Regions from separate parts of the Homo sapiens genome. Here region 2 is linked to region 1. The links are chromatin loops, found by intact Hi-C in ENCODE. Cell type or tissue: Caco-2. All regions are shown on one strand. Links, peaks and the distances in the headings refer to the core of each region. The heading gives the core; the rest is flanking DNA.

Evidence for each region. Peaks named below come from ENCODE experiments on the same cell type or tissue, not always from the same donor. Only the 100,000 strongest peaks of a DNase experiment are listed, where the experiment ranks them.
Region 2: it touches region 1 in a loop (4-fold over the local background); 1 of 110 quality-filtered maps calls a loop at or near these places.

Annotation. Positions count from the first base shown.
Region 1 is chr7:41,748,995-41,752,675 of GRCh38, forward strand. The region is part of intron 2 of INHBA-AS1 (INHBA antisense RNA 1); the gene reads left to right. Among named protein-coding and RNA genes, the nearest start is that of INHBA, 48 kb to the left of the region's middle. In Caco-2, for the core only: no CTCF peak of the experiment used is centred there; a DNase peak (open chromatin) is centred at 2,157.
Region 2 is chr7:41,840,334-41,844,014 of GRCh38, forward strand. No RefSeq gene overlaps it. Among named protein-coding and RNA genes, the nearest start is that of INHBA, 140 kb to the left of the region's middle. In Caco-2, for the core only: no CTCF peak of the experiment used is centred there; no DNase peak of the experiment used is centred there.

The DNA.
Region 1 (3,681 bases), core at 817-3,316:
TCCTAGATCCCCAAAAAGAGAAATGCTACAGAACAAGACAGTGACATGATTTTACCATGCATTTCATTACAAAATAACCCAAAGCCCATTCTGTGATTAGCTGATCCCCCATGACAGTCTTATCTCTCAGTGAGAGAGTGGAAATATCTTCATACCTTCCAAGTGGCCAAGAGCATGTTTCTCTGATCCAAACGTGCAAAAAGCCATGTATTTCCCCATAATTGCCACTAGCTATCCCCAAAAGTATATTTCCTACGTAGTAGTTATTACACACCAAAGTTCTTTCATAATGCAAAGTAATTTCTGATATCCCCAAAAGTCAAAAACATCAGATAATGCATGCAAAACAGATCAGAGCCTTAGATTTTTGAGAGAGATCTATCCACTTTCAATTCTTGAGGTTTCATGAGGAAAGCAGATGTTTTTCCCAAAACAGGGTCTATGCCACCTCCTCTGTTTTTTTCCAAGGAGTTCCAGGCTGTTAGAGCTTGAATAGCTGCTTTTAATTAAGCTGACTTTTAACCATAGTGCTCTTAAAAAAAAATTCTTTCAAATTTCTTATTACCTAACTTCAGCCAGACAAAAAGTCCAATATTTCTGGCTTTTAAATTTTACCAAAAGTAACCACCCAGGTGCTCAGAGAAAGAAAAATTCAAGATGGTTCATGGATGAGAAGAGAATTAACAGGTGGTGAAGGTCACACATATATCAATTAGGAAGGACTCATTCCCTAAGTCAGGAACTGAACCCTGAACCCAGGCCACCATTGTGAAAAGACAAAGCCTTAGCTACTGAGCTACAGCTATTAGACAGTTTCCATTGCCCTTCCCAGAAGGAGCCTAGAGCAGTCAATTCTGAGCTTGCAAAGGCTTTTAACTGCTCAATATAATTTTTAGGGCTATGACATGAACCCCAAAATTTCTGTCCTCCAGGTGGCAGAGAGAAGGTACCACCACATGGTTAAAAGGTCAAGCTTTCAAGGACATTCTTCGACATGTGATCTCTGGGCAAGATGGTCACCCTGAGTAGCAGAAAACATAACAAAGGCAAAGAAGAGAAAGGGAGAAAAGCATTCTCAGAGAGGCCAGAGAAAGACCCACCCATCGCAGTGACACTGTAAAGTTCAGGTGGCCGCTCACAGGGGATCTTTTCCAGCAGTCTCATCAGTTCTCAGGTTTCCCCTTTTGGGAAAGCAAAAGCTCCCCATGCCCTGTGTTCCTGTACATGCCTAATCCTATCACCCATAGTCATCAGCAAAGAGTACAAGGCAGATTAATCCAAAGAAAATACTAGTTAACATCCCATAGTGCCAAATCCTTTCTTAGCTGAGAGGGACCTTACTGAGAGGGGCCTCTAATCCCTGAAATTTTAGAAGTGACTCTAATCTTCCTAAGTTGGGCCTTAAACCCAAGTTTGGTCAAGTGTCCTTCCTTTTATTAAAAGGGGCCTTTAACTCTCTTCGTCTTAGGAGAGACTCTAACTCTCCTAAGTTGGGCCTCTAACTCAATCCCATCCTCTACCCGTGTAAATGTACCCCACTAACCCAAAGTTGGCCAGTTGGGGCATTCAGACAATTTTCCTTTGGGTCAGGGGTCTCTTCATTATCGTCCCTTTGTCGTCACCAGAAAGATGTTACTGGAAAGGTGTTCCAGTCCAGACCCCAAGTGAGGGTTCTTGGATCTTGCACAAGAAAGAATTCTGGGTGAGTTCATGAAGTGAAAGCAAATTTATTAAGAATGGCTACTCCATAGGTAAAGCAGCAGCTTGGGCTGCTTGACCAAAGATACTTATTGTTACTTCTAGGTTATGTGCCAAACAAGGGGTGGATTATTCATGAGTTTCCCCAGAAAAGTGTGGGCAATTCCCAGAACTGAGAGTTCCATTTTAGACCATAAAGGATAACTGTTTGATGTTGCCATGGCATCTGTAAACTGTCATGGTGCTGGTGAGAATGTCTTTTAGCATGCTAATACATTACAATTAGCATACAATGACCAGTGAGGATGACCAGAGGTCACTGTCATTGCCATCTTGGTTTTGGTGGGTTTTGGCCAGCTTCTTTACCACAACCTGTTTTATCAGCAAGGTGTTTATGACCTGTATATTGTACTGACCTCCTATCTCATCCTGTGACTTAGAATACCTCACCTCCTGGGAATGCAGCCCAGCAGGTCTCAGCCTTATTTTACCCAGCCCCCATTCAAGATGGAGTTGCTCTGGTTCAAACGTCTCTGACAGTGATGTCATCTAGAGAAGCAATTGGGGAAGTTACAAACCTTGTGACCTCCAACTGCATGGTTATTAAACAGTAAGAAATTCTAGGAACAATGACTGGTTATCTTTAAGCTACACCTACATCTTGGCAGAATTCAGGCCCCTCCCAAATCCTAAACTTGTGGGCTTTCATTAGTCTTACAAGGACAGTTTTGGTCCCCAAGTAAGGAGAGGGTTTGTTTTGGGAAGGGACTGTTATCATCTATGTTTTAAAGTTAACAAAGTAGTGAGCTAGTGAGGTTAGAAGAAAGATGCAGTTAGCTATGTCATATTTCACCTGAGATCATAATTTTTTTTTTTGCAAAGGTGGTTTCCAGAATTTTCCCCTACCTACATGAAGACCCAAGGTGCCCACCAAGGAAAATAATTATTTTTCTTTCTCCTCACTGTTATCTCATCTGGTGAAGAATCTAACCACACCTGAACAATCCCTTTCACAAGATAATGTCTGGCTGTCAGGCTCATTCAATTTCCAAAGCAAAGTATTTACAAGTTGATATTCATTCTCTGATCCATTTATTTTTTCCTAGTAATCATTTATCGCCCCTCAATAGAATTACCTACATTTCCCAACCCCCTAAATTAGCTATGTAAGTACCTGGGCCTCTGTGGAATATTGGGTAATCATTCTGTGATATTCCCCTCTGCAGACTAATAAATTCATATGCCTTTCCCCTTATTAATCTGCCTTTTATCAGATGATTTTTCAGCAAACTTTCAGCAGGCAAAAGGGAAGCTCAAACACATCATCTGTTTTGTTCTCTGACCCCTGAGTACCTTTCCACCCTCGTCTCCTCTTATGCCCCCAAACAGAGTCTCTATTACAGCCAACTATGACTTTCTCAGAATGCCAGGGTTCTCCAGGTCTCCTTACCTTCCCACTTGCTGCTTTTTCTTCCTTGTATGCCCCACCCCCAGCTGTGTGCCCTGACTGGAGAACTCCTAGTCATTTCTCAAAACTTTGTTCAAACATTTTGTGGGAATATGATGGCATTCTTTACTCTTCTGTGTGCTCTTTCATCTCCAGTCTCTCAACAGAAGGCATTTATGGTGTTGTCAGATGATTTTTCTCTAATTCTATTAGTAATCTTGTTACAGGAAAGGGGTCCTGATCCAGACCCCAAGAGAGGGTTCTTGGATCTTGCGCAAGAAAGAATTCAGGGCGAGTCTGCAGTGCAAATAAAAGCAAGGTTATTAAGAAAGTAAAGTGGTGAAAGGACAGCTACTCCATAGACAGAGCAGGATGTTCCCTAAAGCAAGAGGAGGAAGGCATCCACCCTAAATACAATGCTTGTATATATGAGGAGATGTGCTCTGCTACAAGCGTTTGTGATAAAGGATTACTTGTCTTAATTATTATATTTTGCAATAATTTATATTATTATCTTTAAAGCAAAATTAGGAATG
Region 2 (3,681 bases), core at 722-3,221, 91 kb after region 1:
TTAATATTTTCAGACCATTGTTGACTATGGGTAACTAACACCACAGAAAGTGAAACCTCAGGAAAAGGGGCAGTTACTATATCTAACAAGTCATAGGCATAACCAAGGTCACCTAAAGTTTCTCCTATGTTATTTCTAGGTATTTCATAATTTTGTGTTTCGCATATAGGTATACGATTCACTTTGAGCTAATTTTTGTGAAAAGTGTAAGGAAAGCCTGTGTCTGGATTCATTTTTCTCCACGTGGATCTCCAGTTGTTCCAACACTATTTGTTGAAAAGAAAATATTTTTCCACCGTATTTCCTTAGTTTCTTCATCAAAGACACCTTTACTAAATTTATGTCTACTTCTGGGCTCTCTATTCTATTCCTTTTTATTCCATTTTCCTATTTGTCTGTTCTTTTAACGATACCACACTGTCTTGATTACTGTTTCTTTACAGTAAGTCTTAAAGTAAGGTAGTTTCAATTCTCTGATTTTGTTATTCTAGGCCTTTTGCCTCTCCATAGAATCGGTTTGTCAATATCCACAAAATAACTAGTTGAGATTTTCACTGGAATTGTGCTGAATCCACAGATCAAGTTGGGCGGAAACTGATATCTTGACAATATTGAATCTTCCTATCCATCAACATGCACTGTTCCCCCATTTATTTAGTTCATTTATTTTATTCATCACAGTTTTGTAGTTCTCTCATACAGTTTTTGGGTATGTTTTGTTAGAGTTGTACCTAAGTGTTTTATTTTTGGGGTGCTAGTGTAAATAGTATTGTATTTTTAATTTTGTATTTCAGTTGTTTATGGCTGGCATATATGAAAGTTATTGACTTTTGTATATTCACCTTATATCTTATAACCTTGCTATAATTGCTTATTAGTTCCAGGAGTATTTTCTCTGATTCTTTGAGATTTTATACATAGACATCATGTCATTTCCAAATAAAGACAGTTTTAAATATGTATATCTTTTATTTCTTTTTCTTGTTTTATTGCATTAGCTAAGATTTCCAATATGATCTTAAAAAGGAGTGGTAAAAGGGGACCTCCTTGCCTGGTTCCTAATCTTAGTGAGAGAGTGTTGAGTTTTTCACCATTAAGTACTATGGTTAGCTGGAATTTTTAGCATGAATTCATGTTGAATTTTGTCAAAAATTTTTCTGTGTCTATTGATATGACCATATCATTTTTCCTCTTTAACCTGTCGGTGTGGTGAATTATGTTAATTGATTTTAAAATGTTGAATCAGCCTTGCATACCTGGAATATATCCCACTTGTTTTGATGTGTAATTTTTTATACATTATTGGATTTAATTTTTTTTTTGAGGATTTTGCATTTATGTTCATGAGACATATTGGTCTCTAGTTTTCTTTTCTTATAATGTTTTTGTCCTTTCTTGGCATCAAGGCAATGCTGGCCTCAGAATGAGTTAGAATTCTGCTTTTGAATTCCAAGACAGATTGTAGAGAATTGATATAATTTCTTTCTTAAATGTTTGATATAATTCACCAGTGAACCCATCTAGGGTATTATTGGTATTAGAAAGTTATTAATTACTAATTCATATATTTTCTCTCTTTTATTGAGACAGAGTCTCACTTTGTCACCCAAGCTGGGGTGCAGTAGCACAATCATGGTTCACTGCAGCCTTGACCTCCCAGGCTCAAGCAATTCTCCCATCTCAGCCTCCTGAGTAGTTGGGACTATAGCTACCATGTCGGGCTAATTTTAAAAAAAGCATTTGTAGAGATGGGATCTCTCTATGTTGCCCAAGCTGGTCTCAAATTCCTGGCTCAAATGATCCTCCCGCCTCAGTCTCTCAAAGTGCTAGGATTACATGCATGAGCCATCACACCTGGCCTGATTCAGAATCTTTAGGCCTATCCAGATTGTTTGTTTCTTCTTGTGTGAATTTTGGCAGATCATGTCTTTCAGGGAGCTCTCTTCATCTAGATTATCAAATCTGTAGGCAGAGTTGTTTGTAATATTTCTTTATCATCCTTTTAGTGTTCATAGGATTTGTAGTGATATCCATCCCCTCTTTCATTTCTGATATTAGTAATTTGTATCTTTTCTTTTCTTTTTTAAGTTAGCCTGGGGGCAGGCTTATCAATTTTATTGATCTTTTCAAAGAATCAGCTTTTAGTTTCATTGATTTTCTCTATTGATTTCCTATCTTTTTTTCTGTGTATTTTAGATTTAATTCACTCTTCTTTTTTTTGGTTTCCCAAAGTGGAAGCTTAGATGATTGATTTCAGATCTTTTGTCTTTTGTAATGTGTGTAATCTATACTATAAAGTTGCCTCTAGGCACTGCTTTCACTGCATTCTACAAATTTTGATAAGTTGTATATTCCTTTTCATTTAGATCAAAATGTTTTTAAATTTTTCTTTAGATTCCTTACTTGACTCATGTGTCTTTTAGAAGTGTGTTGTTTAATCTCCATGTATTTGGGGATTTTTCAACTAATTTTTACTTATTTGATTTCTAGTTTAGTTCTGAGATCATATATTGTATAATTTCCATTGTTTTAAATTTATTAAGGTGTGTTTTATGACCCAGAATGTAATTCATAGTAGTGAATATTTCATGTGATCTTGAGAAGAATGTGTATTCTGCTGTTATTGGATGCAGCAGTCTACAGATGTCAATTATATCCTGTTCGTTGATGGTGATATTGAGTTCTGCTATATCCTTATTGGTTTTTTGCCTGCTGCATTCGTTAGTTCCTAATAGAGGTGTTGACCTCTCCAACTATAATAGTGAAGTCATCCATTACTTCTTGCAGTTCTACCCGTTGTTGCCTCACATATTTTGATGCCTTGCTAGTAGGGGCATGCACAGGGTTATTATGTATTCTTGAAGAATTGACTGTTCTATTGTTGCAAAATGCCCTTCTTTGTCTCAGATAATTTTCCTTACTCAGGAATCTGCTCTTTCTGAAATTGATATAGTTACTCCTAGTTTCTTTTTGTTAGTGCTGGCATGGCATATTGGCATATCTTTCTCCATCCGTTTAATTTTAATCTGTATGTATCTCTAAATTTAAAGTGGGTTTCTTGTGGACAACATGTAGTTGGGTTTTGTGTTATGGTCCACTCTGACAATCTTTGTCTTTTAACTAGTATTTAGATCATTAATGTTTAAAGTAATTATTAATATATTTGCATTAATATCTATCATATTTGTTACTGTATTTTATTCATTGCCCAGCTTCCTTTGTTTCTATTTTTGTCTCTTACTATTTTTCTGCCATTTGTAGTTTTAATTAAACATTTTATATAATTTCATTTTCTCTCCTTTTTCTTAGCATAGCAATTATATTTCATTTTCTTACTTTTTTTAAATTGTTGCCCTAGAGTTTGCAACATACATTTACAACTAATCCAAGTCCACTTTGAAATAACACTCTAGCGCTTCATGACTAGTGTGAATACTGTATAAGAACAAAATAATGCTAATTCCTCCCTCTCTTTCCTTGTATCTTTGCTGTCATTTGTTTCACAATGCTAATATACAGCATTTCACAATGCTAATAAGGCATATATGTCTAGCTCCTGATATTATTTTGAACAAACCGCCACTATATTAGATCAATTAAAAATGAAAATAAAAATTTGTAATTACTTTCATTTATTCCTTCTCTAATACTCTTTCTTTAATCACGTAGAGTCAAGTTTCT